3 separate regions of the Homo sapiens genome follow, and all the other regions are linked to region 3. A link is a loop called in an ENCODE intact Hi-C map of the cell type or tissue named here. Cell type or tissue: OCI-LY7. All regions are shown on one strand.

Region 1 (5,000 bases), 130 kb after region 3:
GGGTGCTTGTAATCCCAGCTACTCGGGAGGCTGAGGCGGGAGAATCGTGTGAACCCAGGAGGCAGAGGTTGCAGTGAGCCAAGATTGCGCCCCTGCACTCCAGCCTGGATGACAGAGGGAGACCGTGTCTTTAAAAAAAAAGGAAAATTGAGTTGATGAAAACACGTCAGCCACATCACACCTGCGCACACCCACGGCCCAGCCCTCCCGGCCCGACCCCACCGCGTCGGCCTCCGGCACTCACAGCCCCGGCTGCCTGGCGGCTCCACAAGCCTCCCGAGCCCGTGCCTGTGCTATGCCCTCGCCGAGGAGCCCCCTCCCGACCGACCTCCTTCCCTCGGTGTTCCTCTCCTTCAATCTGTCACCCCATGAGAAAAACCAGCTGCCCCCTTACGTACTACTCATCCCCCGGCCCCCAGCGTCGGCTGCACGAGACAGGGGCTCTGGTGCCTGCTTGCAGCAGGGCCCTCAGCAGACGGTGCTGGCCCAGGAGGGTGCTGAGCCCTGGAAGGCGTGAGTCTATTCCATCTCCAGGCGAGGCGAGGCCTCCGTGCTCCTGGTCCTTCAGTTGTTACTTGGCTGTGTGCATCCTGCTGGTGCTGAGGCAGGGACTGGCTCCACAGTTTTCCCAGGAACTCAGGCCCTGTGGCCCCGGAGGGAAGGGGCAGACGGCAATCCCTTCCCGGCTTTCACCCGGCAACACTTCAAGGGCATCGCTGACCTCAGATGAGGACACAAATCAGAAAGGTCAGGAAACCAGCCGAGCTCACACAGCGGGGCTGGGGTGGGCCACGTCCTCCCAGGCTGTGCATCTCTGCCAGGGACCCTCCCAGAGGCAAGGCAGCTGAGGTCGCATCTCAGGAGAGGGACCCCACTGCACGCCCTGCTCTGAGACGAGAGCCGCGCCCTCAGCTGAGCCCCTCCGAACCCACCTCTCCGTCTCCTTGCTTCACCTGAGGAAGCCCCACGCAGGTGCTGCCTGACACCCGCGTCGCCGACCCCTGGATCAAGCACATCCTGACACCCAGCTGATCACACAGCAAGGCTGCCGGCTTGGGGCCGCCGCCACCGCCTCCTGGAGTGAAATCCTCTCTCGGCCCAGGACAGCTGCAGAGCAGCCGTTTCACTGGCAGCTTTTGGAGAGTGGGCCAACCCCTCCCCCAGGCCTGCCTCCCACTGACGTGAATTTCCATCAGCTTTTCCAGGCGCCCCCTTTGTGGAGACGAGGACTCCTGGGGTGAGGGCCCCAAGTGTGGCTTTCTCCCTGGGAGGAGTGGGGCCAGAAGGCATGCCCTCCTGAGAAGACATGGCAGAAGCCTCCAACAGCCACAGCTTCTGGGGCTCATTTTGGGAGGCCCCTGTGGAGGGGGATGGGGTGAACCCACAGCCTTGCAGAAGATCGGGGGCTCTGCCAAATCGCAACCCCCCAGGCCATGCTCACCCTAACTGGACCGGGTCCACGGTGCCCTCTAGTAGGGCCCACCGGGAGCCCCAGCACCTGCCCCCCGGCACCTGCCACTCGCACCCTGGCAGCCAAGCCTGGCCTGCTGCCCTGAGCCTGCAAGATGCAGCCCCACGGGCGGTGCTGAGGTCTGTGCGTCGTCAGGCCGGCCCCGCCCCCCTCTCCCTCGGCTCCCTGGTCTGTGAGGGGCAGTGGCTGGACCCGACCATGGTGGGAATGGAAACTGCTGTCCACCGGCCACGCTGACCCCAGCCTGTCTCCTGTTTGTAAAACGGGGTGGCGGCGAGCCCCTCCTGAAGGCTGGGGTGGGATTTGGTGAGGAAAGACCCTCTTCCTGGCACTCCTTCCCAAGGGGCCCCGCTCTTGCGACCCCCGCAGCTGGCCCTGCAGACACCAGGCCTCCCACCCCTGCCAAGGCCAGGAGGCACCAGCCGGGAGGGAGCCCAGTAGAGAAGGAACTGGAGAATTCACCCCACCCTGTGGGCTCCCGGAGCTTCCTCCTGAGCTCCCAAGTCCAGGTGTGTTTTGAGTGTCTAGAAAGTCCCGACTTCACAGACCTGAGGGGGACAGAGTGGGGGAGGGGACCTTGCAACCGTCCCTCCAGCCGTGTCCGCTGCAGCCCCTCACTCCAGATGGCGGTGACCCCGGCGGCATCCGGGCCAGGCTGCAGCCGAATCCCAGAGCCGGTGGAGCCAGCCTGACCCAGCCGACTGCTCACGAGAGGATGGGGGATTCCTCAAAACGGGGGCACCAGGCCGCACACTGGGGCTGGGTCTGCTGAGGGCTTGCTCTGGCTGGGCTCCCAGATTTAGAGAGCAGATCTTAGGCTCCTGGCCCCCGATTTGTGTGAGGCCTGCAGCGCTGCAGACCCTGGAGCTCAGAGGGGTTATGGTCCATGGGGGTCACATGGCACTCAGGTCCAGGGCCTCGCCACCCTGTCACTGCAAGTCACCCAATCAGCCCCCACCCGCTGACCGCACACCCCTCCGTGCCAGGCGCAGGGTGCAGAAATGAAAGAGGCGTCCCCGCTGGAGGGGCTCGGTGCAAACTGGACCCCGAAGCTTCTTGCCGCTTATTCCCAAGGGGGCCTGCAGTGGTGGGTGTTGTCCTGACACCCCCAGCCCCAGACAGACGGACTGACAGGCGGGGGACGGACAGCCGTCTCAGCTGCTTCTGCCCCTCCAACACGGCAGCATATTCTAGACCAAGGGTTGGGACCACGTGTTCTAAAAGGTCACCAGCAGGTGACAGAAGATGCCAGTCAGATCTGCCCTCATCTGCTCTCGGCCCCCAGGGGCTTCTCCCACCCCAGGTCCTCCTGAGACGCAGCTGAGGCTGGGCCTGGCTCTGTCCCCACTGCCAGGAGCCGTGAGGCTTGTCCTGCGGCCCCTCAGCTGGGGCTTCCTCGTCTGCAGTGCAAGGGGCCGTCCCCACCTGGGGGGCTCTCCGGGCGGCGGGTGGGAAGGGAGACAGCAGGCAGCCGCTTCCTGGCGAAACTGAAACTGCCAGGTGCTTCCCGCCCCTCCCTACTGAGCCCCTCCCCAGGGCCAGAGACAGCTGGGACGGGCAGTCCTGCGGCCAGGGCCCCTGGCAGTCCCCTGTGGTCCACCCTTATTCGGCCTCTCACCAGGGCGTGCCTCTCTGGGCCTATTTCCTCCAGGTGGGCCCCAGCATGGGCGGTATGGGGGGTTCCTCATCAAAGCCCTGTGGTCACATGGTCCCAACTCAGCCCCATGACCCGTCGAACCCACAGAATTTCAGTCACTTTAGTCATGGTGCGAAAAGAAGGATGCAGAAAGCTTAAAAGTTTATAAACTGAACATGTGTGAAAATGGTGACATTCTGGAGGCCACAGAGCGACCTCTCCTCTTTCCCTTCTACTTCCTACCTCTGGCTGCAAGGGAGGGTGGGCGCCTCCACACAGCTCACGCCGACCCCCGCTGGACGCGCTGCTCCGGGGCAGGGGGCGTCCTGAGTTCCCCGGTGCCCTGGACAGGAAGGGGCAGTGTGAGGGCTGAGCCGCGACGAGCCCCCAGGCAGTGTGCGCCTGACCCTCACCCCTGTGCTCTGTGGCTGATCTTTAACCCCCCAGGAGAAGCCAGGTCGCGGGAGCCACGCAGGGCAGCACGCCGTCCCCGTCCCCGGCCTGCTCCTTCCTTCCCTCTTCTTTATAGAAAGGAATTCCTGTAGGTCCAGTGTCCCCAGCCCGGAAGGCCACCCCACCTGGGGGCGGCGAGATGGGATCAAGGGGTTGGGGGGACCTAGCTCAGAGGCTTAGCCACCCCACACCCCACCACGGCTTCCTCATCGGTAAATGGGGCAATAGCAGTCCCCGTCTCCGGCACATCTGTGAAAACTGAACAGGTGGACGCATGGCAGCACTTAGGGTGTGGAAAGCCGTCCCCAGGCATCCTGCCCCGTCCCCGTCGCTCCCAGGCAGTGTGTCTCGCACAGTTACAGAAAAGGCATCGAATTCTCATTTTCCTTTGCAATTTCCTCTCTCGACACCTGCGAGGCTGACTGCATTGAGCATGGTGCTGCCTCGTGTCGGGGCCGAGTGGCACCTCGGGGGCTGGGGGGGTGGCATGGCGCTGCCTCGTGTCGGGGCCGAGTGGCACCTCGGGGGCTGGGGGGTGGCATGGTGCTGCCGCGTGTCGGGGCCGAGTGGCACCTCGGGGGTTGGGGGTTGGGGGTGGCACACACCAGCGCACTGTTCTCAGCTTCCCTATGGAGAGAGGTTGAGTGCGTCAATTTCCCGTGCTACAAACAATGCTTCAATCAAGGATGCTTTCCCTCGTCCCCTGGGGCCCACATGGTTTCTCCAAGGCAAACACAAGACATTGGCCACAGGGACTAGAGTGTGATACGAAGTTCTCATCCTGGGCTTCCAGAGTCCAGGGTGGGTGTGGGCCCTATCCCGGCTTCCTGGGGGAAATGAGCGCCTGGTCTCTGAGGGGCAGCAGTGGGCGTGCTGCATCCGACTTCCATCTGGGTGGCTCTGCAAGCCAGGCAGGGCCAGGGCACGGGAGTCACTGGAGACGCCCCCCACCCCAACCCACCCAGCTCGTGTTCAGAAAGGCCTCTGTCCAGCGCAGGTGTTGGTGATGGCAGGCAGTGGTTCTGGAGGTCAAGAGTGTCCATTGCTCCTGGAGGAATTCCTTGTTTGTGGAAACCAGGGCCGGCCTCCAAGGGAGGCTGGGAAGCTGGGCGCTGGGCAGGGCCTGGCACCGGGTGCTTCTACTGCTTCCACTACTGAGTTCATGGGAGGCCAGAGGTTGATTGGGCCTGGTCCTCGTCTGGACATGGGTTTGGTGGTCACCCCAGGTGGGATGAGGGTGTGGCAGGGGAGGTAGCCCAGCCATGCTGCACAGGTGGGAGAGGGGCCGGGAGGTCTGTGGACTCGCGATCCCCCGCTCTGCTCTCCTCTGTGGGCACTCACAGGGGCTGCCACCCCCCTACCCCGGCACAGGCCTCACTCCTGCCAAGGACCAGGGTAAAATGGCAGCCCTGTTAGCTGGCTGCTCTGGAGTCTGTCCCT
Region 2 (5,000 bases), 160 kb after region 3:
AGGTGGTTTCCTTTTTTTTTTTTTTTTTTTTTTTGAGATGGAGTCTCGCTCTGTCACCCAGGCTGGAGTGCAGTGGCGTGATCTCGGCTCACTGCAAGCTCTGCCTCCCGGGTTCAGGCCATTCTCCTGCCTCAGCCTCCCGAGTAGCTGGGACTACAGGCACCTGCAACCACGCCCGGCTAATTTTTTGTATTTTTAGTAGAGACAGGGTTTCACTGTGTTAGCCAGGACGGTCTTGATCTCCTGACCTCATGATCCGCCGGCCTCGGCCTCCCAAAGTGCTGGGACTACAGGCGTGACCCACCGCACCCGGCCGTGGTGGTTTCTTTTAAGTGAATTGAGCTCCTGCCTCTACAGACAGCGACACACTGGGAGCTCCATGGGCACACCCTCGAGCTCCCTCCTCCACGGCTCTGCCCCCTCCCGAGCCCTGAGTGTGGCCCTCCGAGGTCCTGCTCGCCCGTGGTCTGTCTCCCGCACAGGTGACGCTGGCCTTGTCGGACAGACTGCAGACATCTTTCACATAGGGCTGGTAGTCTCCTCCTTAAATGTCCCCTCGAAATGCCCAGGAGCTGTGACTTGGCCGCATCCAGGGCAAGAAACCAGTTCTTGGATAAGGCAGCAGGAAGTCGGTGTGGCTGAGAGGCTCAGCCTCTCCACCTGTAAAATGGGCGTTCCGGGAGCATCCGCACAGCACGGGGGGAAATGCAGAGACGGTGCCCAGCTCTGTGCCAGCTACTGCCAGGACCATCTGACCACCCTGTGACCGCTGGGCTAGGCGTCAGGCTGACCCACTCACAGCACTAAAGGAAGCCCTCCTGCCTGCGATATCCCTTTCTTCTCTACCACGCCACCACAGCTCTCCTGAGTAGGGAGGAGGGGCTGCGGTGGGGCAGGTGCAGCGCCTGGGTTGTGGTGTCTGATGGCTGCAGTGGTATCTTCAGTGCCTTCAGGTCTGTCACTCCTCAAATGGTTGTGAGCACCCTGTGTAAGTCAGAGATGTTGCAACTGGTCACTTAACACCCGAAGCCTGCGGTCCAGAGAACCGAGACCACGGACGTGCCGCTGGTGCTGGGTGAGGGCTTCCGGCCCAGGTCCAGGCCAGCTTCTGCTCCCAGGCCCTGTGGGCAGCCACAGCTGCCGCAGGCATTGTTTAGCTCACAACCCGACTGACTTCAGGGTGGTTCGCTGCTGAATTCTCCCACCTGCCCCCACTCCCACGTTTATGTTGCTTTGTAAAATCTCTGAAACCTGGGGGCGTTTTAGGATTATCACCGGCAGAATGTTTTCCTTTCTTAGTGGCACACAAAATAATGGTGCATCTTAAAATCCACTGTGCCTCAGAGTCCATGAAGCCAGGGAGCCAGGATGGATAAATTTCGAGCATAAAATCGGTAACCTTAGGCAACACACCCACCGCATGGGGACTCGCACTGTACTGTGGGGTGGGCTCAGAACTCCCCCTCCATTCCACAAGGACTGGGCTGAGCCACATGGGCAAGCACCATGTTACGCACAGTCTGAAAACCTCCATTCCACAAGGACTGGGCTGAGCCACATGGGCAAGCACCATGTTACGCACAGTCTGAAAACCAGGAGAATGAAGGTGCTTGGCGTTTGTGTCACAATTTTCACGGAGTCTGGCTGGCTTCAGACAGCACTTCCCACAGCCAGGAGCTGGAGGAACTGGCTGGGCCACACTGCGGTTAGTGACCCAGCTGACCAGACCGCTGCCCAGGGGCTGCAGGAGGACATGGTGCTGTCCTCCCCCTCACGGAGCCCCCGTTCTGGGTTTCCGTCCCCTTCCTCTGCCAGCTCAGGTGGGTAGAGCCAAGTCCATGAGAGGGACGAGGGGTGGGGGGAAAAGGCCCGCGGCACAAAGCTGGAATGGGCCATGTTTCGCACGTTGCCATATTTTTATATTGGGGATTGGGGACCTCGGACCTTCACATGCAAAATTTATGCGAAATGAGAGGCAAACCAAGGCCCTGCTGCTCTGAAGGTCTGGCCTCTTGTGTCTCCTAATGGTGACCCCTGGGCCCCCCAGCCGCTTGTGTCTAAAGTAAGAGCACGTGTGCGTTGGGGCAGGAAACAGGGAAAAGGCGCCAATTTTACTAAAATGTACTAAGCAGGCAAATGCGCCAGACACGCCACAAAGTACTTTAGGGAAAGGCAAAGCGGGCGGGGGAGGGGGCCTGCCGGCAGAGAAAGTGCGGAGAGGGCAGAGCAGCGGCTCGGGGCGTTTCTGCAGGTGGACATGAAACGCACGATATGCAAATGAATGCAAAGTGTATGCAAATGACCTGGCCCCGGGACCCGCGGGAAGCGAGGGCTTCGCATCGGACCCGCCCGGGAGGCTGAGCGGGGGGAGCGCGACCCCTGCCGGCCACGCACGGAGGTGGCCCCGGGCCGGGCCAGGCGCCGCGCTGGGGGCGAGCGCGGGGCAGGGGGCGGGGGCGGCGGCCGAAGGAGCGACCTCCCCCCCAACTCCCCACCTCCCCACCCCCCCCACACCCCCCAACTCCCGTTCAGCCTCCCGCGCGGCCGCCAGAAGCCGCGGTTCTAAAGCTGCGAGGCCCGCGGCCGCCGACTGCTGCGAGGTGGGTGTGCGCGGCCTGCGGAGGGGGAGAGGGTGGGCGCAGGCGGGGGCCGCCCCCCAGAGCCGCGCCCCCTCCACGGCGCCCGCACCCCTCAACCTCTTCGCTCGCCCCCGCCTGCGCCTCCCCGCGCCGCCCCCCGCAGGAGGCGGCGCGCCCGTCGCCCCCTCCCCGCGCCCCTCTCCCCTCTCCCTGCTCCCGGCGCTCCGCACAGCCCCGGCCCCCACGGCCAGTTCTTAGGGCGCCGCCCCGGTGGCGGAGGCGTTGGGGGCGGCTCTCGGCGGCGGGGAGCCCCTCTCCAGGCCGGCGCCCCGGGGCGGAGCTGAGCGCCATGGGCGCCGGGCGGGAGGCAGGTGGCGCAGCGGCGGCGGCGGGGGGCAGGAGGCGGAGGCGGAGCGCGCGGGGCGGGGGCCGCGGGGCCCCGTGAGACTCTCGGGCGAGCGCGCGGCGTTGGAGCCACAGGCGCGGCGGCTGGACCCGGCGCGGGCCGCGGAGGCCGGAGACCGCCCCGGGCGGGGTGCGCGCTTTGTTCCCGCGCGGGGTGGCCGGAGCCGAGTCCCCGGCATGGCCCAGGCGGCCGCCCCGCGCGCCCCAGCCCCGCCGCGCGCCTGAGCCCGGTGCGGCGCCAGAAGACAGCGCGCAGCCGCCCCTGAGTCGTGGAGGCGGGGACCAAGCTGGAAGGAGCAGCGACTCCCGGACCGAGTCGCGAGTGTGCGCCGTCCGCCGCCCGCCGGATCCCCCGGACCCCCCGACCGTAAGTGCCGTGTCCGCCCCGCGCGCCGCCGCCGCTCTACCCCGACTCCGCCCGCGGCTGCCGTTCCCGGATCTGCGCCGCAGCCGCGCCGAGCGCACGGGCCGTTTTCAAAGTTGGTGCCCACGGCAGGGTGGAGCCAACCCGCCCAGCGCCCACCCATCCGGGCTGAGCGCAGCCCCCCGTGAGCAGAGCCTGACCTGCGGGGGCTGCGGCGAAACTTCGAGGGGAACGACGCGCCCGGGCGCTGGGAGTCTCGCGGGCTCCCCTGGGGCCGCCCGGTTTTCCTAACAAAGGCCCCGCGGCCCGCGTGACGGAGACCCGGGAGTGGGGAGGCCGAGGGCGGCCCTGGGAGAGGCAGAGGTGGCGGCGGCCGGTCTGGGGAGGGGGGTCCAGAGCTCCCTCCTGCTCCTCTCCCTCCTGCCCGGGTCCCCGGCGCTGCCCCGCAGGCTAAAGGTGGTCCGCGCTGGGGGTCCTGGACCCTGCCTGGCATGCGGTCCCTGGGGTCCTGACGGCCGCGGGCCTCGGCACAGCCGGGTGGCAGCGATGGCGCGCACAGCCTTTGGGAAGCGTCCATCTGTGTTGGGCAGGCCCCGAGCCAGGCTGTGGGAACAGCGGGGAGGGAGGTGTGAGCCTCTGTGGAGGGACAGATGGCTGGAAACGCAGCCCTAGACGGCTGACTTCACTTACGTGGAGCAGAAGGCGGCCAGGCTGGTGGCGGCGACTCAGAGCCGCTGGGCTCCGAACACACTGCGGGGCTGGCGCTCCCCCGCCCCTGCGTCCGCCCGTGTGTGCTGGGGCCGCGGCCGGGCTGTGCCCACCCCTCATTCACCCTGTGGGCTGAGGCCGGCTGACTTCAGGCCCATTCCAGGGCCCAGGAAGAAAAACCTTTCCCTTGAAAAGAGAGCACGTCGCGTGCTCCTGTGGGTGGGGGCTTGTCGGTAGCTGTCAGGCTTGTGGCCCCAGCCAGGGTGCGGCTTCTGTGCGTCCGGCCCGGGTGTGCGTTTCCTCTCCTGGACGAGGAACAGGAGGTTCCCAGGGCAGCCACCTCGGCGGACGGGTCGGCCGGGGATAAGGGGCGGGGGCCGGTTTTTCGGTACCTGGCATTGCCCTTCAAGTTTCTGAGAGGTTGGGGAAACTTCTTGAGGCTGGGACTCCACTGTGTCCCCCAGACCTGAAGGGGCGAGGGCTGGGCCTGAGCGCGTCCGACCCTCACCTGCCCCTGGCATCGCTTTCGCGGCAGGGGAGGAGGCAGGAAGGCCCAGCCCACAGTTCCTGGGCACGTTCTTCCGTGGAGGGCTGGCTCTGTGTGCCTCTGGGGTCGGGCTGTGTCCTTTGCCCCCGCTCCAGTCTGGGCGTTGGGAGTCAGATACTTCCACAGGGGCCAGACAGGCGGATGCTGTGCAAGCCGGAGCTGCCGGGAGGGTCCTGTTCTGTGCGGCCGACAGCACCGTGCCTGGAAAAGCCATGCTATTTGGGACCGTCCTGCTGGGCAAGCGGCCACTCTTCCACACTGAAAGGGAAACAGAAAGGAAGAAGCGCCCAGAGCAGGAGGAACAGATGTGGCCTCCACCCGAGATTGGGGCTCAGGGAGGGAAGAGAGTGTCGCATCAGGATCAGTCTTCCGGCAGGCTCCATCTCTCCTGGGATGT
Region 3 (5,000 bases):
TCCTGACCACGCATCCTAACACGTGGCTGGCCTCCGAAAAGCCCCTCAGCATCACAGGCAGTGAGTGGTCCCTTCTGACCTCATGCCGCATGGTCCTGGCAGGGTCACTCGGCGGCCCCTCAATCCCTCTACACCTGGACGCTCCCAGAGCCGTCCTGCGTGGCCAGTGAGGCCAGCGGCCACACCCCGAGGGCCTGCGTCCCTGTATCTCACACGGGTCTGCAGGATGGTGACAACTGTGAATGACTCCACAGAAAAGCGAATGAAAAGATGTGCTTCTGGCCCGGAGCCCACCCGGAGTGCTGTGCGGTCACCGAAACCATCACGGCGCCAGGCGGCACTCACCACAGCCCTGATGTTTTGGTGCGTGCTCAGCACGCCCTTGGGCCTCCCCGTGGTCCCACTGGTGTAGATGATCATGGCGCCCTTGTTCCTCCATCCCTGCTCTGGGACCGGGACCTCTGCCGGTTCCTCTACTGCTCCAGTGTAGATGGCTGGTGTGAGCGGCAGCAGCGGGACCCCCAGCTTCCTGACCACCGGGCTCAGGAGCTCCAGGTACTCCTGGCTGGCAAGGACCACAGAGCTCTGGGAGTCGCAGATGACATACTCCAGCTGGGCCGCGGGATGCTTCCTGTAGAGGGGGACTGCCACACCGCCACTCATCCATGACGCCCACTGGGCCACGACGTAGGAGGCATCGTTAGCGCATAGGAAGGAGACCCTCTCCTCCCGGAGGTCCCCGCCGACACACCCGCAGAGCCTGCAGATCTCCTGGGACAGGCGAAGGCTGCGGGAATAAAGCTCCCTGTACGTGTGGCGGCCGTGCTGGTCAACCAGGGCGATTCTGTCCCCAAAGGCCAGGGCACGGGTGAACACCGGGGCGCTCCTGTCCGAGCGGGCCACTGGGGCTGTGTGCAGAAGACCACTTCCTCTGTGTCTCGCAGGCGCCAGCCGGCAGGACGCCAAGGCGCAGCCCAGGCGCCGGAAGGTGAGCACCACATGGGGCAGCATTGCACTGACAGGCGGCCGAGCTGGAGAAAGGCAAGGCACAGGACGTGAGTGCCCAACTGTCCCATCCAAACGTGGCCAAGACAGGATTTAAAACACCTCCCCAGTACCCAGCCAGGTACGCCTGCTGCACCTTCAGTCATGAGGCAGCGCACCAGACAGGCCACGTCCAGCCTTTCTCACCCACACTGCTGGAACGTTCCGTACGTGCCCAGCATCTCAGCTTTCTATTTCACTTCATGAGTTTAAGGATTCCCAAACCACACAAAATTCTAAACAATGAAATAAACTAGGTAAAACCAAGGAGAAGCATATAAAATTCAACACACTTAAGGTACATCTGAATAATGGGTTTTAGAATCCTGAGCCTGGAAAACCACCCGTGAGAGGGGGAAGTGCAGAGAAGAGCTCAGCACAGCCCCCGCTCACAACAGGCATGGCCTGGAGACCCCGCCCCCGGGGCAGACACGGCGCTGCCTCTCTCAGACCCTTCCCACACTGGTGCGCAGTGGAAATGTGGTGAGGTGCCAAGGTTCGTTTTTTTGAGACAGGGTCTTGCTGTGTCGCCCAGGCTGGAGTGTAGTGATGCAATCATGGCTCACTGCAGCCTCGACTTCCTGGGCTCATGCCATCCTGTGGCCTCAGCCTCCCGAGTAGCTGGGCCCACAAGCATGTGATACCACACCCAGCTTTTTTTTTTTTTTTTGGTAGAGACAAGGTCTCACTGTATTGCCCAGGCTGGTCCAAAGTCCTGGGGTTATGGCAGGTGTAAGCCATGCTTTTTTCCTTCTTTTCTTTTCTTTCTCTCTCTCCTCTCTCTCACCTTTTTTTCCTTTCTCTCTCTCTCTTTATTATCTATCTGGGATGGAGTCTCACCCGCTCTGTCTATCTATCTATCTATCTAAGATGCAGTCTTGGTCTGTCACCCAGGCTGGAGTACAGTAGTGTGATCTGGGCTCACTGTAACCTCCGCCTCCTGGGTTCAAGTGATTCTCCTGCCTCAGCCTCCTGACTAGCTGGGATTATAGGTGCGCACCACCATGCCTGGCTAATTTTTGTATTGTTAGTAGAGACGAGGGGTTCACCATGTTGACCAGACTGGTCTCCAACTCCTGACCTCCGGTGATCCACTCACCTTGGCCTCCCAAAGTGTTGAAATTACAGGTGTGAGCCACTGCACCCAGCCAAGCCAAGCTTTAAATCAGGCAATTCACAGAGCTAGAAAACGTGTTTTAGGTTGAACTATAATTCTCTCCTTTCCCCCCAAAAACTTAACTACTAAATAACAAATAAATCAGCAGGAAGCGAGGGCTCCCTGGGAGGGGTCGCGCGGGCCCGCCGTCCACTGGAATTCTTCATTCAGAGAAAGGAGACCGAGAAGAAGCCAGGGTGCCTCCGCCTGTGGGCCCAACGCTCCTGACGCGTGAGGGCTGGTCCAATTCTGCAACATGCATTCTGCAGCCAGAGGACACTGCCCACGGGACACCGCCCCAGGATGCGGACACAGGCCAGGGGCACAGCCCCCGCATTCCAGAGCGAGAAGAAGGGGTGGCACTCTCCACGAGGCTCCTGCATCCCTGGCCCTTTATAATCAAAGCTTTGCTCGACTCACAGTAAGAATAGGCTGGTCTGCCTCCCTTCCTGGGGGAAGCACCCTCTGGGCTCTGCTGCCACTGGGCACTCAGCGGCCCTCGGTCTGACAGCGTCCCAGGCCTGTGGCCGAAGCGTAGTCAAGTTGTCCGTTTGGTTTTCAGGGACTTTGAACAAGTATTATTTTGACAATGATGCTACCGTCTAATACACACATATTAGGTTAGGTTTCATCTCAGCATTTTGCCTCAACCACACTCTGTTCAGTAAACAAACAAGGCAACCACTTGTTCGCACACAGAAAAGCAAAGGAGGCCAAGTTCAAACTCACCCAGCTCCCGAGCCAGAGAGAGGAGGTAAGGGGAAGTTCGCAGTTCACAAGAGCGGCAGGCACAGCTGCTTCAGCAGGTGGAAGGGCACGATAAGGTGCAGGCAATGCAAATGCTCATCCTCCTGGGGCAGGCACCAGGCCTGGCGCTGGAACCCGGAAGGCCGGTGGGACACCTGTCAACGGGCATCTGTGCTGAGGTCCCAGGCTGTGTGTATAACGCTTCCCACAGGCACAACACTCAACACTCAATGGGGGAAGGGAAGCATGTTCATTTACAAGCTAAAGACAACATTATCAAATAAAGCTGTGAGCCTTATCTCCCGACAACGGGCAGCAGTGACCCCATGACCCTGTCGAGTCTCCTCCCACACACCACGCCCCCTCTGTGGGATCTGTGCCCATGTTCAGCAGGTTCTCTCTCTCCAGCACATCTCTTTCATTAACTTGTGAGGGGAAAGCTACTGTGTTATTGTCTGTGGTTTGTACTAAACAGTTTTGTTTTCTGCTCTTAGTTTGAAACCGTCACAACACTTCATAGTTGTCTAACAAAACAAACTTCATGACAATGAAAATTGTCAGAGCCAAAGTATGTTTTGTGCTTGAGACCCTCAACTACTGGCCTTGGTTTTTGCTTGTTTGATTTGGGTGTCTGGTTTCCCCACTAGCCTGGGGCTCTTTTGTTTTTTTTTTGAGACGGAGTCTCGCTCTGTCACCCAGGCTGGAGTGCAGTGGCACGATCTCGGCTCACTGCAAGCTCCGCCTCCCAGGTAGCCTGGGGCTCTTAATGAAGTCCCCTGTCCCAGCCAGCTGAGGGATCTCCTGCCTCTGGCCCAGGCAGGAGGAAAACGAGCCACGCAGGGCCCTGAACCTCAGCACAGCTCCGCGGGCTGCTTGGACGTCCTGTGTGAGTCTTCTCTGAATCCTACCAAACGGTCAGTCCTGCAGGCCACATCATCTCCTGACGCGAGGCACCCATGTTCTAGAAGCCCTCCACAGCTGTTCAGAGGCAGGGCAGTGGCTGGTCCGCCCACACACCTGGACTCTGCTACCATAGAGAAACCCAGAGAATGGCAAGAAAACAACTGGGCTTCACCAGACACAAGACACGAGATCGGCACGTGGGCTGTGCCAGCTTCAGAAAGCAGCAAACCAGGGCGGCCCCACCACGCTTCCTTCCTCACTTCCAACCGATCCTGCACTGCTTTACAGGTGTGAGGGCACAGAAACAAGGAGAATCCACACACAGAAAACCGACTGGGCACTGGGTGCTCTGGGTTACGGCCCCGAGGCCAGACTTCCGCTGCTGAGAGCCACAGGGAGTGCCTTGGGTGCTCGGAGCAGGGGACGGTGCTTTCTGGGGTGCTAAGGAGCGGAGCACTAGGACGGCCGGCGACACTCACTCAATATAGAAGGTGCCTGTCATTGTGTGTAGCTGTTTCTCAATATGACAGAAGCACATAAAAGGGGGATGACGGCTTCCCTCTAACTAAAGCTGCTGCTCAGAAAAGGTTTCTGCAGACCACAAAGAACCGAGTTCTGACAAAGCGAGTTCAAGCTCGTGCTGTGCACACGGTAACCACACGCTGAGCACACGCTAACCACACGCTGAGCACACACAGCACACACTACCAGAGCACAGCCCCCCTTTTGGCATTTCTACAAATTCCTGAGTCACCCCGCAGGGCGAAGCCACGGAAGAATAAGAGTGGATTCCCCACAAAACCCAGAGCTCAGCAGAGCTGGTGATGCTGACGTGCACAGCTGGGCTGGGCAAACTCAAAGTGCAGGCTGAGAAGAAACTGCTGTTCTCCTGCGCGGAATCCAGAGCGCTGCCTGTGGGTGGGCACTCCTGCCACCAGCCCCTGGGAGGTGACAGATGTGACTGGCCCCGTGTGACATGGTCCCAGCTCCCAGAGAGCCCACGCGCTATGAGGAGAGGCCACGGGCAGGAGGAACGGACGGGGGCCTGGTGGGGAGGCTTCCTATGGAGGGTGAGAAGGGCCTGGCCTAGCCAGAGTCGGCCGAGGGAAGGGGGGAGTCCTGGCACCTACAGCTGTGTTCACTCGGGGTG

What was found. Hi-C counts contacts between places; a loop is a spot of excess contacts. Peaks named below come from ENCODE experiments on the same cell type or tissue, not always from the same donor. Only the 100,000 strongest peaks of a DNase experiment are listed, where the experiment ranks them.
Region 1: it touches region 3 in a loop (6-fold over the local background); 4 of 110 quality-filtered maps call a loop at or near these places.
Region 2: a loop joins it to region 3, with 4 times the contacts of the local background. A loop is called at or near these places in 20 of 110 quality-filtered maps.

The regions. Positions count from the first base shown.
Region 1 is chr16:88,966,259-88,971,258 of GRCh38, reverse strand. All of the region lies in intron 1 of CBFA2T3 (CBFA2/RUNX1 partner transcriptional co-repressor 3), which reads left to right. Among named protein-coding and RNA genes, the nearest start is that of CBFA2T3, 8.4 kb to the left of the region's middle. RefSeq lists enhancers at 1,391-2,246, 3,216-3,275 and a silencer at 3,506-3,555. In OCI-LY7, CTCF peaks have their summits at 2,497 and 2,697 (motif pointing right); DNase peaks (open chromatin) are centred at 348, 1,048, 2,858, 3,868 and 2 weaker places; H3K4me3 peaks cover 3,684 bases; H3K27ac peaks cover 4,439 bases.
Region 2 is chr16:88,939,371-88,944,370 of GRCh38, reverse strand. All of the region lies in intron 1 of CBFA2T3 (CBFA2/RUNX1 partner transcriptional co-repressor 3), which reads left to right. It overlaps LOC107984871 (a long non-coding RNA gene), which reads left to right and starts at 4,268. Exons shown (of 2, transcript XR_001752305.3): 1 at 4,268-5,000. It overlaps LOC100129697 (a long non-coding RNA gene), which reads right to left. Exons shown (of 2, transcript NR_168285.1): 1 at 4,039-5,000. RefSeq lists silencers at 2,144-2,483, 2,744-3,093, 3,124-3,193, 3,304-3,483, 4,054-4,213 and an enhancer at 4,694-4,883. In OCI-LY7, a CTCF peak has its summit at 2,331 (motif pointing left); DNase peaks (open chromatin) are centred at 900, 2,320 and 2,950; H3K4me3 peaks cover 3,574 bases; H3K27ac peaks cover 1,209 bases.
Region 3 is chr16:89,096,693-89,101,692 of GRCh38, reverse strand. It overlaps ACSF3 (acyl-CoA synthetase family member 3), which reads right to left. Exons shown (of 11, transcript NM_001243279.3): 2 at 2,930-3,102; 3 at 346-1,031. The coding sequence starts at 1,011. Among named protein-coding and RNA genes, the nearest start is that of ACSF3, 5.3 kb to the right of the region's middle. In OCI-LY7, no CTCF peak of the experiment used is centred here; DNase peaks (open chromatin) are centred at 3,042, 3,692, 4,012, 4,412 and 1 weaker place; H3K4me3 peaks cover 3,854 bases; H3K27ac peaks cover 3,971 bases.